Linked DNA regions of Mus musculus: region 1 is linked to region 2. Evidence: chromatin loops called from intact Hi-C (ENCODE). Cell type or tissue: left cerebral cortex. All regions are shown on one strand. Links, peaks and the distances in the headings refer to the core of each region. The heading gives the core; the rest is flanking DNA.

Region 1 (8,336 bases), core at 11-8,010, 86 kb after region 2:
ATTTATTTATTTTCTTTTTTAATGATGGGACTTTCAAATGGCCCCCCAAATACCGGATAGCTAAAATTTGAAGGCAACTATCCTACTTTGCTTTCTATTGTTGTGATAAACACCACAAACAAAAGCAACTTAGGGAGAAAAGGTTGATTTTAGTTTTTAGGTTATAGTCCATCGTGTATGAAGCTCGGGCAAGAACTCAAGCTGGAACCTGGAGGGGAAGACGGGATGACCACGAAGGAGTGCTGCTCAGGGCTCTGCTTCCCGCGCTTTGCTCAGCCTGGCTATTATTTACGAATTATGTATTATTGCAGAGGAAGAACAGCTTTTATTAGAGGAAGTAGACAAATATATGTAGCAGGTATAGAGAAAAATGTCTTACACAAAACTGATCCCAGGCTCGAGAAGCTGAAAATCCATGTCTTCTTCAGGTCTCAGGCTTTTCAAGTTTCGGAAAGGTCTTAGGGCTGGTCAGTTTGCAGAAAGACAGGGGCGGCTGATTGGCCCACATCTATTGTGTAAACCTGTCCAGATCTGGCCTTGAACTTGTTAAACCAGTCCATCCGCAGTGGGGCATGCTGGCAGGAGAAAGGCCCACAAGGCCTTTGTTTTAAGCTGTGATGCTTTTGTCTCAGGTCAGAAGGGCGAGGAGGAAGAAGCCAGCCATCTTGAAAGTTCAACATCTTTATTACTTAGTCATGGCCCTTCTCCCTATATGTCTGCCTACCAAGGACTCTGTCTAACTCCTAGTCCTTCATGCTGTCCTTTGAAAGGTCACCCTAACTGCTGTTAGGGGTTTGGGGGACAGGCTTCTCACTTGCTTTGAGCTGACCAAAGGGATGAGAATTGAGGGGCAACAGTCAAAGTGCCTCAGAGGAGGCCTGACCTAAGGGCTCAGGATAAAACTTAACCACTGGCAATGATCTAGAACCTAAAACAGCCTTTGGCAATACTGTATATTCTTTTTGTTTGTTTGTTTCTTGTTTTTGTTTTGTTTTGTCTTGTTTGAGACAGGGTTTCTCTGTATAGCCCTGGCTGTCCTGGAACTCAATCTGTAGGCCAGACCAACCTCTGATTTAGAGAGGTCACTTGGCTCTGCCTCCTGAGTGCTGGGGTTTAAAGGGATGTGCCACCAGTGCTCAGCTGGTAGTATGTATTCTTGAAGTGTCACATGAGAGATGTATCATCAGCAGTAGACATCTCTGCCCACGTACCAGAGGTAATGTCCAATGGAAGTGGGCTACATAGGCCAAATCTGAGTGACATGCAGATTCTATTTGTTAAAGTCACTAGACATCAGCATCTAAGTGACAACTTTGATGAGTTGGTGGTCCTGGACCAGAAATCCTGGACAAGGTCTCAAAAATGTTAACAATCGGGGTCTTTATTTACTTTTCTCTGCCAGTTAAAGAGTAAAAGGCAGGAAAGATCTTAAGCTTGTCTGGTAGCAGTGGAGAAATCTCAAACATAGCCAGCAGGAGCAGACAGGATCAGCAGTTGAAGAAAGGCCTTTACTGAGGGTGAGGAAACACACACACACATACAGCAGGAACACCATTAGTTAACAAAACTAACCAACACACAAGGAAAAAAAATTGAATGAGTGGAAACTAACAGAATCCATCTTAAATGGATGAGGCCAGCCATCCTGTGAAGAAATAATCACATAAGACGTGATCACTGTATAGACTGATGCTGATAAGGATGTTGTTTAAAATGGAACCATGGAAAATGTCTTAGAGGCAGGGCATGGGGGTACATGCCTTTGATCCCAGCACTCAGGAAGCAGAGGTAGTCAGATCTCTGGGAATCAAGTTCCAGGACAGCCAAGCGCTGTTACACAGAGAAACCCTGTCTCAAACAAAACAAAAGAGAAATGTCTTAGAAATTTTAATGTTGTAAAAAAAAATGTTATAATGATACATTCTTAGGGAATAATTTCCTAAAGTAAACCTGGACAGTTAGGGACTAAACAACAACAACAAACAACAACAATACCCCAAAACCCCAACAGTTGTGTTTCAGACAAAATCAAGGAGGAAGTGTCCCTTGCCTGGTTGTTGGCCCTATTTTAGTATGCTTAGACATTATGTATTTATGGTTTTTAAAAACTGCCTTAAACTAGCATAGCTTGATAATATAGTCTCTATCTGTGATCATCTCCTTCACTCGAATCTGTCAGATCATCTTCTGACTTAAATGTAGCTCTCAGGGGAATGTCCCTGCTTGGAAGAGAATGTACAATGTCATTGGCAAACACAGAATAGCTATTTGATTGGTGGCATTTTTTTTCAATACACAAGAACGTAATGCTTTGATTCACCAAGCAGCCACACGTGCACTGCTTACCTTGAAGCAAAGCATCAGTTGCCGGGCCTGTGCTGATCAGACCAAATAGGCAGACATCCTATTGTCAGAAGCTTTCTACCTTTCAACTCATCCTAAATGCAATAAAGAGGTTGGTGGCGACCATCCCCCTTTCCATTAATAGAAGTGCACACACAGACACACAGACAACTCAACTCAAGAGTTAAACTGGAAATTCCTGAATAGTGTTGGTAGCTTCTGTTTTTCACTCCTGTTTTCTCTTTTTCTTAACACACTTCCTCTCTCCATTATTTCCTTCTTTGGTTAAACGTACTTTAACCATGTAATTTACATAAAGAAATTGGGTTTAATTTCTGCAACTTGGGCTTCTCTGAGATGATTTAATTCTCTTCTCCCAATTCTTTTTTTCATATACAGTTTGAAGAGAATGCCTTGGATCAGTCAGGATCTACAAAATATTTTAAATTATTTTCTTTGGAATAAAAATTAGCTATGATGCATAAGATGTCTAAAATGGTCATGTGTTCTCCTCAGGTCCTAGTGCATGGAAGGAGCCAATTGATAGTAAATGACTGAAACTAGGCAATAAATACCCTGAAGACCAGCTTTAGATTTTCATTTATACTTCAACAGATCAAGTCCTTTAGGGACAGGATACAAACACCATACTGAGAATTTAGCTGCTCCAAGACAGTTCTATGAAATTTGGCTTGGCTGATGTTTCAACCTTGGCGTTTAAGGTCTTATTTTTATGACACCCAGAGCTTCTTTGTAACGGCAGTAATAAGTACTACAGACTTTCCGGCCTTCTTCCCTCTAGGATTTTAACTTCTTTAAAACACCACCCCCTGCTCTTCTAGTAAATCCCACATGACAGAACAGGCTGAGAAAAAATAGGAAGCCGGAGCCATGGAAACTGTGCGGGTAGAAACGTGTGAGCGCGAGGGTGGTTGGAGGAGAAGGAACACTCCCCTGGCGACAGCGGCGCGAGGGTGCTCCTCGGATGACGTCACGCACCCAGGTGACGTCACGACCGTGACATGCGGGTGACGCCGTTGCCGCGGCGACTCCTCGTCGTCTCCGCCCCCTCCCCCCCCCAAATCCCCTCAGGCTCGGCTGCGCCGGGGCCGCCGGCGGGTTCCAGAGGTGGCCTCCGCCCCGGCCGCTCCGCCCACGCCCCCCGCGCCTCCGCGCCCGCCTCCGCCCGCCCTGCGCCTCCCTTCCCCCTCCCCGCCCCGCGGCGGCCGCTCGGCCCGGCTCGCGCTTCGAAGATGGCGGCGCTGAGTGGCGGCGGTGGCAGCAGCAGCGGTGGCGGCGGCGGCGGTGGCGGCGGCGGTGGCGGTGGCGACGGCGGCGGCGGCGCCGAGCAGGGCCAGGCTCTGTTCAATGGCGACATGGAGCCGGAGGCCGGCGCTGGCGCCGCGGCCTCTTCGGCTGCGGACCCGGCCATTCCTGAAGAGGTGAGTGGCGGCGCCATCCCCCCCCAGTGCTCGCGCGTCAGGGGCTCGGCGGGCCAGTGTTTATGCGAGGGACCGAGGCAGCAGAAGGAGCCCCGGCAGTGCTTGGTAGCCGGCGGGGAGGTGGTTATCGGCCGAGTGTCCCCCTCTGTCTTGTAGCTCCTCGCTACGTAAACACACACGATGGCCCAGGGGGGTTCCCCGGCCCCCACCCAGATGGGATTGGGGCAGTGGGGGCAGAGCTGGAGCCTTTTCAGAGGGGGCGAAACTCTGGGTTGGAGAAGGTCACGCCTGGCTGAGGCTTCCAGCCCTGCATCCCTGAGATGTTTTCCTTTTTGCTAGCCGGCAGGGACGGCGTCGAGGATGGAGCTTAGTGGCCAGGGCAGTACCCCTTGGTCCCCTAGCCCTAGGAACCGCCGTGTGCGATTACTCCCTGATCCTGGGGATGACGGAGCGCATCTTTCCACTCTCCTCACTATCTTCCCTTTGCAGGCCCTTGTCCCCTTCCCACTTTGCTACTTGTTTGGGGGATTTTTCTTTTGACCGGTTTTTGCCCAGGGGATGATTTTTTTTTTTGGTGTAGTCTTTACTTTTTCAGCCCCAAATTTTACTGTTCCGAAGCTTTTCCCATCCTGGTCTCTGATCCCCGAATAATACTGTTTGTCAGTGCTCCCTTGCTGACCCGTAAACCTCTATCCTCATCCACCACCCCGCTCATTTCTCAACTGTACCTACTTGCTTCTAACCTTAGTTTCCACGGAAGAGCATTTTTGCTCTTCTCTTGCCCTAGTCCCCTTGAGTGCCTCTACTTCATTCCACTGCACCGTCACCTTGTAATCCGTTGTTATCTTCACAAATCCTTTTGGACACTTTGCAAGCTATTCACTCCCTGAACCCCAAAGCTGTCAAGATTCCATCAGGTTTCACTTGGCCCTTTGCTCCCTTGCACTGCTGGCAGTTTGGGTTAGTCTTTCAGTGCACATACACACCTCAGTTGATATCCTTCGTGGGTTTGTTTGTTTGTTTGTTTGTTTGCTTGCTTGCTTGCGTGCTAGCTTGTTTTTAGTGGGTTTAAGTGATCTGGCTCGCTCCCATTTTCGTCCCATCTTTCGTGTTTACCAGTCTTTAGTACTTGGCTTTTGGTAGTCCTTGTATCATTCAACTTATTACATTGTCAAATTACCTAATTTATTCTCTTTTCTCTGTATGTAAAACTTACTACATTTACCATTTGGGCACTGTATCGCATAAACAATACCATATCTTACAAACAATTGGCTAGAATACGGTATTTTACAAACAGTTGTCGAGAGTGACTTGTTTCTGTTGATTTTACTTGAAGATAAATTTTGTTTAAAGATAAACTTGCTACTTAAGTTTCCCAGTTCTCGTACTACCTCCTTATCTCTACAGTGTTCTTTTTCCTGCTTCATTATATTTACTTGGGATGTTCATCCTCCACTCTCCATCTATCGTTAGCAGTCTGTTTGCAATAATGTTTGTTTTCCATCTTTTGATACCATCTCTACCCAGAATGTGTTCAGTACCATCATTTGAGCCACCCTACATTTCTCACAGTTTTTTTTTTTTCTTATTTCTTAATTTGAAATAATTCCAACGTACCACTTGAATTCATGCTCAGGTCAGTTTCCATTTGCATTTATTTCCCTCGGCTTCTTCTCCAGTCTAAGGATAACACTCTTTCCCTCATCCCTTTCCTAGCTCCCTTATCCCTAGTTACCATCCATTCCGTCTTGTTTCCTGGCTTTTGGTACTTCACTTGCTGACACTTCCTCTTGTCTTCCCCACACCTCCACATTCCATCTTATTTATAAACAACTTTGTTCCGTTGACATGGAAATTTATTTTTAGGATACATTGTTTTTAATGGAGAAATGCTAGGGGTCACATCTGCCGTCTATTTTCTCCAGGAATCGGATATGCCTTTGTCTTACTAGGCACAGGTGTCTCTGGGTTTTACTATGCTGCACATGCTTGGTTGTCTTGAACTGTATAGATGTGTGAGGACCAGGATCCAAGTATGGGCAGGTTGATGGATGGAGTTAGACAAGGATAATTCTGGGATGTGACACTGACTTGAGAACTTTGCGTCAGGGTATTAGGACAGTTGGCATTTCTGTTTGGAAGATTTTGCTATTTACTTGGGAGAGCTAGAGCACTGGGGTGGGTCCCTTACCTTGGCCCCTCCTGTCTTCTTTCTGAAGTAGTGAGTATTAGGGTTGTTACTTTCTGTTTGACACTTTCTAGGCAATCCCCATGGACCACACTGCCTGAGGACCTCTAGGCTAGATGAAGTTAAATTAAATCACCAATAACTGAAGGCATGTTTGTATCTCCTGAAACTGTATTCTTTATTTAGTTAAAAGCAGATGTTTCCCATTGCCCCCTTCCCAGGGTTTAATGTTTGATGATGCTATAAAAAGAGAAAATATGACAAATATACATAACAAAATAAATTCTTCCGGAAAGTAGTATGGTGGAGCCCAGGCTTGTCAGAAACTCTGTGTGGCTGAGGCTGTAGTTAAAACTTCTGATCCTTCTGCCACTTCTTAAGGCTGGAATTACTAGCATGTGCCCTCTACCCAACAAGTTTAAAGTTAACATCAACTCAGAGGAAACTGAAGTATCCTGTGGTCTTTTAATTAATTGTCTTTTATTATGAACTTAAAGGAATATCTTTAGTTACTAAAGTAGATGGAAAGATGAAAATCTGTGAATGTGTTTAATGACATTTTATTATACATTTTTATCTTACCTGGGTTTAAAAAAGTTTGTCAAAGAGAAATTTCAGCTGTACCAAAAAGTAATTACAAAAGGAAAACATATCCATTATTGAAAAATTAGGGAAAAAGTACAAAAAGTGCCCATAATATATAATTGCTATAAATATTTGCATGTATTACAACTAGTGCTTGCACAATGCATTTTATATATAGACTTGTAACTTTTGAAACAATAGTACAGCAAAACTTATGTGTCCCTACATAAAGTATCATTTAACTGATAACTTTTTTGGACATTAGGTTATTATTATTTTTAGTTGCTGTTATCAAGCATCTTCGACATAGAATGTAGACATTTGTATGTAAAATTATGTTCGAGAATAAACAGATTTCATGGCCTATTTGTATTACTATATAGGTTTCCAAAATAAAATATTCTGATAAATAACAAGAGTTTACTAAATGTTTATTCAGTATCTTATAATCTTACTGTTAAGCATTTAATTCTGACCATTTATATTTCCTTGATGGTACTTTTTTGTGACTATATGGTAAGGCATGGCACATGGTATAATATTACCAGATGGTTAATAATGTATGTATTATTTAAAATGTGTGATACAAGGGTGTGATATTTATTACCTGTGCCTTTCATGCTGTGTTTTCAGAGAAGAGAGTTTCTTAAAACTGTAATGCAATTGCAACTGTATTATTTTTTGTTTTCAAGATCTCTTAGCCAGCCTTGGCTAAGCTGTATAATTATAATAATGCATTGGCTAGGGAATATTCTAGGATGGGATCTACTTTATAATGAGGCCCACTGTATTAAAATACATCTTTGTGAACCCTGCCAGGTTAGATTGCATCATACCTCTGGAAAGTGGTATTCTCACTAAGGTAAGAAGGTGTGTGTGTGCACAGTAAATTTTAGCTGTTGCTATTAATACTTGTCTAGGTATATGCAAAGATTTCCTTTGGAGGGGGAAGCTATGAAGTGGCTTGGCTGTCTTCAGCATGGCTGTGTTCCTTCCTTTCTGAACCCATTTCTTTTTCCTGACTTAACACCTTCCTTTAGGCATCCATTCACCCTTTTATTTAAAAAGAGTTATCTTGTATCAGTTGCTTATATATGCTGGCAATCTATTTTAAGTCGACCAAAAGGAATGTTGGACTGGACACTTGGATTATGGAATGTCTTAAATGTAATTGCAGATTTGATTTAATTGTGTTTGGAGGCCAGAAAGATTACAGTAGTACAGCAGACGAGAGCAATCAGACTCTGCTTGTTTTTCTCTCCACCGTTTTACGATCAGGACAAATAGTCTAATGGCAGCTGAAAAGCCATGTTCTCAGTGACAAAGAAGAAAGTCCGTGTTGCTTTCACTGTGCTCTGGTGTTTTCTAAGGCTTGTTACCTACCAAGTCACACAATGGAGCCGAGCGCCTGCTCATTCTTCTTTCCCCTTTATCTCCAATCATAAACGTGTTTTCTCCTTTAGAGCTGCAGAAATGTGTTTTGTTTCGTTGACAACTTAATATTGATTTAAGTGAGTACTTCGTGAACCTCTTGCCATAATCCCCTTCGTTTTAGAAATCTTGTTTGCTCCTATTCCTGGATTCCTGTTAGGATAAGCCTTTTTGTCAGCAGCTCTTGCTAGATTTTGCCTTCCTCAAAAGTTAAATTGTTTGCAGTCCCGTATTCTTTCCTCTTGCCCAGTTCACCTATGCTGGTTCTTCTGGAAAGCCCCAGTTATAGATCGTTACAGAACTTCGGAATTCAGAAGAAGTGGGCCTGTCGGAAGCTTTTTCTA
Region 2 (8,336 bases), core at 144-8,143:
GAAAATGCCTTACAGTTGGTTCTCATAGAGGCATTTTCTCAACTGAAGCTCCTTTCTCTGTGATAACTCCAGCTGTGTCAAGTTGACACAAAACTAGCCAGTACAGGCACTATTAGGAGGTGTGGCCTTGTTGAAGTAAGTGTGGCCTTATTGAAGGAAGTGTGTTACTGTGGTGGTGGGCTTTGAGGTTCTATGCTCAAGTTCCACCCAGTAAAGAAGAGTCCATCTTCTCCTGACTGCATTCGGATCCAGATGTAAAACTGTAGGCTCCTTCTCCAGCTCCATTTCTGCCTGGACCCCTGTCTTGCTTCCCACCATGATAACAATGGACTGAACCTCTGAAACTGTAAGCCAGCCCCAATTAACTGTTGTCCTTTATAAAGAGTTGCCTTGGTCATGGTGTCTCTTCACAGCAATGGAACACAAACTAAGACATATACCTAGCTGTGTTTTAATAAAGATTTATTGCCAGGCATGATGAAACATGCCTTTAATCACATCACTCAGGAGGTAGAGACAGGTGGGTCTCTGTGGGCCTAAGGCCAACATGATCTACATAGCAAATTCCTTGTAAACCAAAGCTACATAGGGAGACCATGTCTTAAAAAATGAAGGAAGGAAATATGTGATCTATAAATATTCACAAAATATACTAATAACATAAATCAGCAAAGAAAGGGATAAGCAGTTATAAACACATCCTGCTCTTGAATAGGACCCAAATTCAGTTCCCAGCACCCGTGTCAGATGGCTGACAAACACCTACAGCTTCACCTCCAGGGGATATGACAGTCTCTTCTGGCCTCTATGGGCACTTGCCCTCACATTAACATAACTACACAGAGACAAACACAGACACACACACAATTAAAACCAACTTTCTTTTACATATAGCAAATCTATTAAAATTATTTTTTTAAAAAAACATACAAAGTAGAACCAACAAGCAGTATACAAATCCACCAGGCCCTCAGTGTCTGTGGGTTTCCATACATAGATTCATTTAATCATAGATCAATAATAACATTTGGGGGAAAACTTGCATCTGGAGTAAATATGGGCAGACATTTTTTTCTCTTGTCACTAGTCCCTTACCAATATAGTATAACAACTATTCATGTATCTTTTACATATGTATCATTATTAACCTAGAAATAATTTAAAGTATATCATAAGCTGTGCATGTATTATATTCAAATCTATGTGTTGAGCACCCATAGATTATGATGTCCATGAAGCATGTCTTGGAACCAACTCCCCATGTATAGTTTCAGTAGTGCCACCTTTTATAGGGATTGCTATATAGCACTTATTGAATGCTTGGTAGGTCGATTGAGAAACAAGTACTTTATTCTGCGCATTTATCAAGGCCTTACACTAAAATAGATTCTAGAATCTATTCTAAAATCAGCAGTGAGTTCTATATCTAGAGGAGGGTATTCAATTGACATTGTCTTTGCTCCTATAGAATTTGTGTTTGCCAAGTTTTTGTATGTTATCAACCCATATATAGGGGATATACACACACACACACACACACACATATAGAATATTTCACACCATGAGTCAATTACAAATTTTGCTTTAAAGCTAGCAGCCAATACAAAAAGGAATCATTGCTGGTTAGTTTTTATCAATTTGACATAGAGTGTCCCAGGAAGGCATAACTTTTGAATAATTGCCTCCATGAAATTGTGGGACATTCTCTTGATTAATAACTAATTTGGGAGTGTTAAGCCCCCTGTGGGCTGTGTCATTCCTGTGCAAGTTGTCCTGGGTTATAGAAGAAAGCAAGCTGGACAAGTCATGGGAGCAAGCCAGTAAGCAGTGTTCCTCCATGGTCTCTGATTCAGTTCCTGTCTTGAGCCCTGCCTTGGTCTCTCCAAATGATAGAATGTAAGCTGTAAGCCAAATAAAGTTTGCTTCCCCAGGTAGTTTTTGGTCAGTGTTTCATCACAGCAACAGGGAGGCAAACTAGAATAGAGGTCTTCATGTTTATAAAACATTGGTTTAAAAACAACCCAAACCTCCAGAAACAGAAAACACAAGTGAAAGTTCTCCAAGGACTGTTGCCGCCTAGGACACTGGGGTAGGTGGCTGTAGTTATGCATAGGACTTTAACAGCCTTGGTGTAAATGTTAATAAGATTGCATACTATAATGTGAGTTGATAACATATTAAAACTTGGCAAACACAAATTCTATAGGAGCAAAGACAATGTCAATTGAATGCCCTCCTCTAGATATAGAACTTGCTGCTGACTTGCCTCAATTCTAAAATCTATTTTACTGTATTTATGTAAGACTTTGATTAATGCTCAGAAAATAAGCACTCGTTTCTCAATCGACCTACCAAGCACTCAATAGGCACTGTATAGTAATCCCTATAAAAGGTGGCTCTATTGAAAGCAGATTTTGCAAGGAGCGAAATACTGATAGTGTTTCTGTTGTCAGTGAAAGGCTTGCCGAGGAGACATGCCTTTTTTATGAGAGGCGGTCTCTCAGCTCTTGTTTTTTCAAGGAAGAAATTCAGAGGAGACACACAGTGTAAGCAGTTTATCTAACAAAGCAAGCGAAGATTTCAAGGAGTGAGCTGTTCCAAAGAGAAGGGCAAGAGCACAGTAGATTCCCCGTCGTATTTTTTTTTTAATTCTTACATTTATAAAGTGGGTGTCATAGTGATAGAGTAGGGCGAGCCTTTTTCTTTCCTAAGTCACGGTGGGTCAGATCACTTTTGAAGGATATTTCTTCTCAGGATCCTCTAGAAAAGCTTATCCTGGCCAAGCCCACAATGAAAATAATATCGTAATGAAGTCATGGTCTCTGCAGGATGCTGACCCTTCACTGGTGCACACGTAGGCAAATACCCCGGTACCTTAGTTGTTGATGCGGTATGAGCAACCTATCTTCATTCCCAAGGACAGTCAACGGTAAAGGGCACTCTGACCCGCAGCTGACACAGCTGCGCAGATAAAGCTGCAGTTTTCTTGGCCCACATATCTGATTTCTTTTGAGATTGCTCAAGATCTCATGATTGATCTCATACTGTCCGTTACGATATTTTCTTGCTCCACAATTAAGACATCTTGCTTTTAAAAAACAATTGAGAGTTTATCATAAAAGTTTGAGTCTGGGATTGACGGCCCAGGTGTGTACCTTTAATCCCAGCACTCAGGAGGCAGAGGCAGATGGGTCTCTGAGTTTGAGGCCAGCCTGGTCTACACGGTGAGTTCCAAGACAGCCAATGCTACATAGAGAAACCCTGTCTCAACAAACAAAACAAAACAAAAAAAGAAAAGAAAAGAAAAAGGCTGGGGACAGAGTTTTACACTAGCTTATCCAAATGTACAAAGAGAAGCAGAACTTAGGCTATCTTCCAAAACACAATTTCTCTGTGTTACTGCTCCTGTCTATCTCCTATCCAAGAGTTCTATCCCTGTACCCCGAAAAGAGAACCACAGCTCAACTCCTTGATTGATAGGAACCCAACACGGTCAGAAAGACTCTGAGCTAGCATCAAGTATCTTTGGAACGCAAAGAGCATAAGCTCTAATGAAAAGAAAAATGAAACGTGAAGACAAAGGAAAAATACTGCATTTCATTCTATTATCACAGAGCAAGGAGCTTCAGCGAGGAGGGACTCAGCTCTGGCTATTCTCGACAAAATGATGCGTGTGGTCCCTCTAGAACCTTCCTGGATAGCCAAGGCTCCCCCACTCTCAGAACCACACCCACACAACCCGGCTTTCCTCGCGGGCGGAGGCCCTGGGCTCAGAGCGAGCGCGGCCGCTAGGTGTCGCCCGAGGTCCCGCCCCCAGGGAGTGAGAGTAGTTCCGGGTTGTCCGCCGACTCCGCTCTAGCCATCAAGCTTCCGCCTCTCTCCTGCTCTCTGGAGCTGGGAAGCAAGTAAAGGGGGGCGGGCCTTCCGGGGACGCGCGTGCGCGAGGTCAGGAGCAGGTAAGGCAAGCGGAGCGCTGGGGTCACAGCAGAGGGCGGCGGCGGTGCGGGCGGACCCGGGTCCCTAACCTGGTGGAATTGCCAGATCCAGTCGAGTCAGTTAGGGGCCTTCCTGGAGCTTCCACGTGTACCCCACAAACACCCGAGGCTTTCCCCTTATCCTGTGGGGAACTGAACAAACCAAAAACGCACTTCCTTTCTCCTAGTGAGCCCGCCCTCGCACTCAGTTTTGTGTGGGATGCGCCGGCGATATTTGTTGATTGTTATTTAAAATGCAGTTTAGATGATGCTTGGGAAAATGAATGACTCTACTACAGCTTCCAGCGCCGGAGGAGTGCGCGAATCAGACAGCGGAGAGTATGAGTTGTGCATGCTGAACAAAAAAAAAAAAATAAAGTTATCTGTTCGGAGGGGTTCATGCCCTGTGACCCAGTAAAATAATTGGTACCAGTTTTTAAATGCTCTGAGCACGTTGCTTCTCAGTAACAACTCGTATGCATTCCTTGGGTCGTGATTAGGCAGGCACTATGCCTTCAGCTTTCCTTGTCAGTCGAAACTCAAATAATAAGGTAAATTGTACTCCTGATGTTGATAATTGACCTACACTTATACCCACACAAGTGTACCTGCAAGCATTTTAAATAAATAGATCCATGAGAAAGATAAACTTATCTTTTTATGCCAAAAGGGGAAAAAAGAGTTCTGAATTTTCAGATGTGGGCTTTATGTGTTTTGCTTGACATATTTAAGTAATTTGGTTTTGCTTCTCATTTTCAACGGTTATTTTCACCTGTATTTTTCTTTCATTCACATTTAAAGAAACATGATATTTCAAAGGAACTAATTTGTGAGGCTGAAGAGATGGCTCAGTAGTTAATAGAGCATATTGCTCTTGCAGGATCCAGGTTGAGTTTCTAGTCAGATAACTCACAACCACGTATAACACCATTATAGGGCAGAGGTTCTCAACCTGTGAGTCACATATCAGATATCCTGCATATCAGATATTTACATTACAATTCATAAATTCATAACAATAGCAGAACTGCAGTTATGAAGTAGAAATGAAATAATTTTATGGTAGAGGGGTCAGCACGACATAAGGAACTGTATTAAAGGAACGCCGCATTAGGAAGATTGAGAACTACTGGTCTAGGGGAACCCTCTCCATCTTGCCTCCCTGGGAACATAGTCACACAGACCCACCCACAAATAACTTTTGTTTGTTTGTTTTTAATTTTTACCCTATTGTGTAACTCCTAGGATAATTTTATGTGAATTGAAATCTAATTGGCATGTAAATCATTTGACTTAATGTTATATAATTTAAAAGGTTATATTCTTTCATAAAATTGAAATCCTTTAGGAAAGCATACTGAAATCTCAAAACGTCCTAAATTTTTAAATAGCCCTTTACATGTATGTGTGTGTGCTCAGGCATGCAGAGGTCACCTTAGGGGAGTCCCAGAGATCACAGTCAGATGGCAGGCCTGGTGACAAGCACCTAAACTGCTAAGCCATCTTTCCAGCCTCTTCTTTTTTTTTTTTTTTTAAGTTAAAGAAGGGAGAAGGGAGGTAGCAATGCATCCGCCCTAGGACCAGTTACAGAAAGCAGGCATTTTAGCCTGTGTTTTTGTGGTGAGACAGGGTCTCACCATGTAGCCCTGGCTTGCCTAAAATTTCACTTAGAACAAGACTGGTCTTGAACGCACAGAGAACCACTAGCCTGTGCTTTGAAGTGCCAGGTTTGAAGGCCACAACTGACCTCTGTTGGTTTATTTATGTGTTGTTTATACTTAAAGTTTAACAGACCAGTGAGATGGCTCAATGGACAAAGACACTGCAGTCAACCCTAATGACTAGGGACGATTAAATGTCCTCATACCTCCACCTGTGTATTGTAGCACATGTGTGTCCATATATACATACATACATACCAGCACAAAATAAACGAATGCAATTTTTGAAGCTTTTTTAAAAAGTACATCGTGTGTGTGTGTGTGTGTGTGTGTGTGTGTGTGTGTGTGTGTGTGTGTGTTAGTTAAGCTAAAGCCACCATGCTGGGAGTAGGGCTGAGTCAGGGACTCGGGTCTAAAGAGGATTATTCTCTCTCTTTGTCATAAGAGAGAGAAGGCTGTCATTTTAAGACTTGGCTTTTGTGGTCTGTGTTGCCATGGAGTCTAATCAGATCTTACGGCTGATTATATATCCCACCTGTGTGCTACACTGCAAAGTGGCTATGGAGTTACCTTAGCATAGCTGCTGTCTACAGGCTTCCTCTCCTTCCTGCCTGTCAGGTTACCAAGGTTCTGGCTGCCCCCGTTCCCCTCGTCAGGCTTTGTAAATGAGGGTATCATTTCAGGGAGGCGCAGGAGTAACTGTGTAATTGTGCACTCAAAGGAGTCAACAAATGAACACTATTCACTGAACCCACGAGCACCAAGCTATCAGAGGGGTTTAGGGTTGTTCCTTCTGTGGGTTACCATTTACTGGGTGCCACTGCTCTCCTGACGTCTCACAGTATCCCTGCAGTCTTGAATTTCAGAAAGATGGAAATTAGAATTTAGACAGGCAGAGTTCAGAATAGATCAAATGACAGAGCCAGGATACAAAGCCAGGTCTCATCCTGTAGGCTCTATTTAAGAAGAAAGTGATTGGGAATTCAAGATGTATTTTCCTTTAGATGTTGTAGCAAATGATAGTTCCCAGCCTGCTTTAACGTATCTCTGGAAATGCTAGGCAATTACAGTGAAAAATCTATTCCGATGCTATACTAGTAACTAAGTAAAAAGAGGACAAAATGAATGGAGGAAAAAGTTTGTTTAAACTTGTGTTTGGAAAAAGTCAAGGTTTCAAGAGAGGTTTTTTCGTTGTTATTTGTGGTGGTGGTGGTGGTGGTGGTGGTGGTGGTGGTGGTGTTTAAAACATACATAGAAACATGGCTGCTTCTGAAGACGTGTGGACATCTAATGGCCCTGGAAGGGTTATGACACTGTTATATTCTCCTTAGATGTAAACTGATAAAAAATGAAACCTCGGGCTGATGAGATGGCTCAGTGGGTAAGAGCACCCGACTGCTCTTCCGAAGGTCAGGAGTTCAAATCCCAGCAACCACATGGTGGCTCACAACCATCCATAACGAGATCTGACTCCCTCTCCTGGAGTGTCTGAGGGCAGCTACAGTGTACTTACATATAATAAATAAATAAATCTTTAAAAAAAAAAAAAAAAAAATGAAACCTCCATTCTGATGATATCAGCCCAAACCCATCTGCATCCACACAGTCCACCCTGGATTGCAGGATGTAAAAGGGGAAGAGCAAAGAAAGCTATGGTAGCCCAGATTGGTTTGAACGAGACCGTGAGTCTTCTCCCCTGGCTAGCCTTTGGGTGGCACTGCTGGCCCAAGATCATCTAGTTGGCATTCAGAGTAATAATGGTTTGACATTATTAGTTGCTCTAAGGTCAACCTCTGTTCTGTCTCTGGATGTTGAAATAGCATTAAAACTCTGCTCATCCAAGCACTGTTTTGCAATGCATCAGGTGCCCTCTACCTAGTCTTGTCTTTTAGCAGATGTGTGGGAACCTCTTCTCTGCAGGTGGCATTTTATTGGCATTCTTGTTTCCTCCCACGCTCTCCCGGCATTTCTATTTTTGAAGTATTAGTTTGATGGAAGCATACTTTGCTTTGCAAGGGTAGAGTGCAGAACTCTGAAGAAAGAGCTGTTCTACGTTAGCGCCTTCTCATTAGGTTTTGGGTTAGTTCTCCCATTCGCTTTTTCAAGATAGATTTATGCCTTTTTTACATTTAAAAGCTAGCTCCTCCACATCTCAACCAAACTACCCCCCAGATAGCCTTTTAGCCAGCAAGGATTCTTATCTCGGCATGAAAATTTCACATAAACTGGTATGTGCTGCCAACAATAGCGCATACGACTGACCTAGAATGAGATGGTACAGTTATTCTACCAGAAGCATTGTTTTGGGTGGTAGTGGTCGTAAAGGTTTTTTGTTTTGTTTTGTTTTGTTTTACTATTTTTTTGTTTTTTTTTTTTTTTTTTTTTTCTGAGACAGGGTTTCTCTGTGTAGCCCTGGCTGCCCTAGAACTCACTCTGTAGACCAGGCTGGCCTCGAACTCAGATCCTCCTGTCTCTGCCTCCCAAGTGTTGGGATTAAAGCCGTGTGCCATCACCACCAGACATTTTTTTTTTTTTACTTTTTATTGTGTGTGTCTGTGTCTCTATGCCTGTGTGAATGCATGCCGTTTGTGTGTGCAGTGCCCACAGAGGCCAGAAGAAGGCATCAGATCCCACGGAGCTGGATATACAGGCAGTTGGGAATGGTCCAGCACGGGTGCTGTGAACTGGGCTGTCCTCTGGA

What was found. Hi-C counts contacts between places; a loop is a spot of excess contacts. Peaks named below come from ENCODE experiments on the same cell type or tissue, not always from the same donor. Only the 100,000 strongest peaks of a DNase experiment are listed, where the experiment ranks them.
Region 1: a loop joins it to region 2, with 8 times the contacts of the local background. A loop is called at or near these places in 2 of 42 quality-filtered maps.

Annotation. Positions count from the first base shown.
Region 1 is chr6:39,720,556-39,728,891 of GRCm38, reverse strand. It overlaps Braf (Braf transforming gene), which reads left to right and starts at 3,429. Exons shown (of 22, transcript NM_139294.5): 1 at 3,429-3,785. The coding sequence starts at 3,597. In left cerebral cortex, for the core only: a CTCF peak has its summit at 3,290; DNase peaks (open chromatin) are centred at 3,265 and 3,825; H3K4me3 peaks cover 2,248 bases; H3K27ac peaks cover 1,229 bases.
Region 2 is chr6:39,806,484-39,814,819 of GRCm38, reverse strand. Mrps33 (mitochondrial ribosomal protein S33) reads left to right here and starts at 3,884. Exons shown (of 3, transcript NM_010270.2): 1 at 3,884-3,956. In left cerebral cortex, for the core only: a CTCF peak has its summit at 3,785 (motif pointing right); a DNase peak (open chromatin) is centred at 3,847; H3K4me3 peaks cover 1,642 bases; H3K27ac peaks cover 1,011 bases.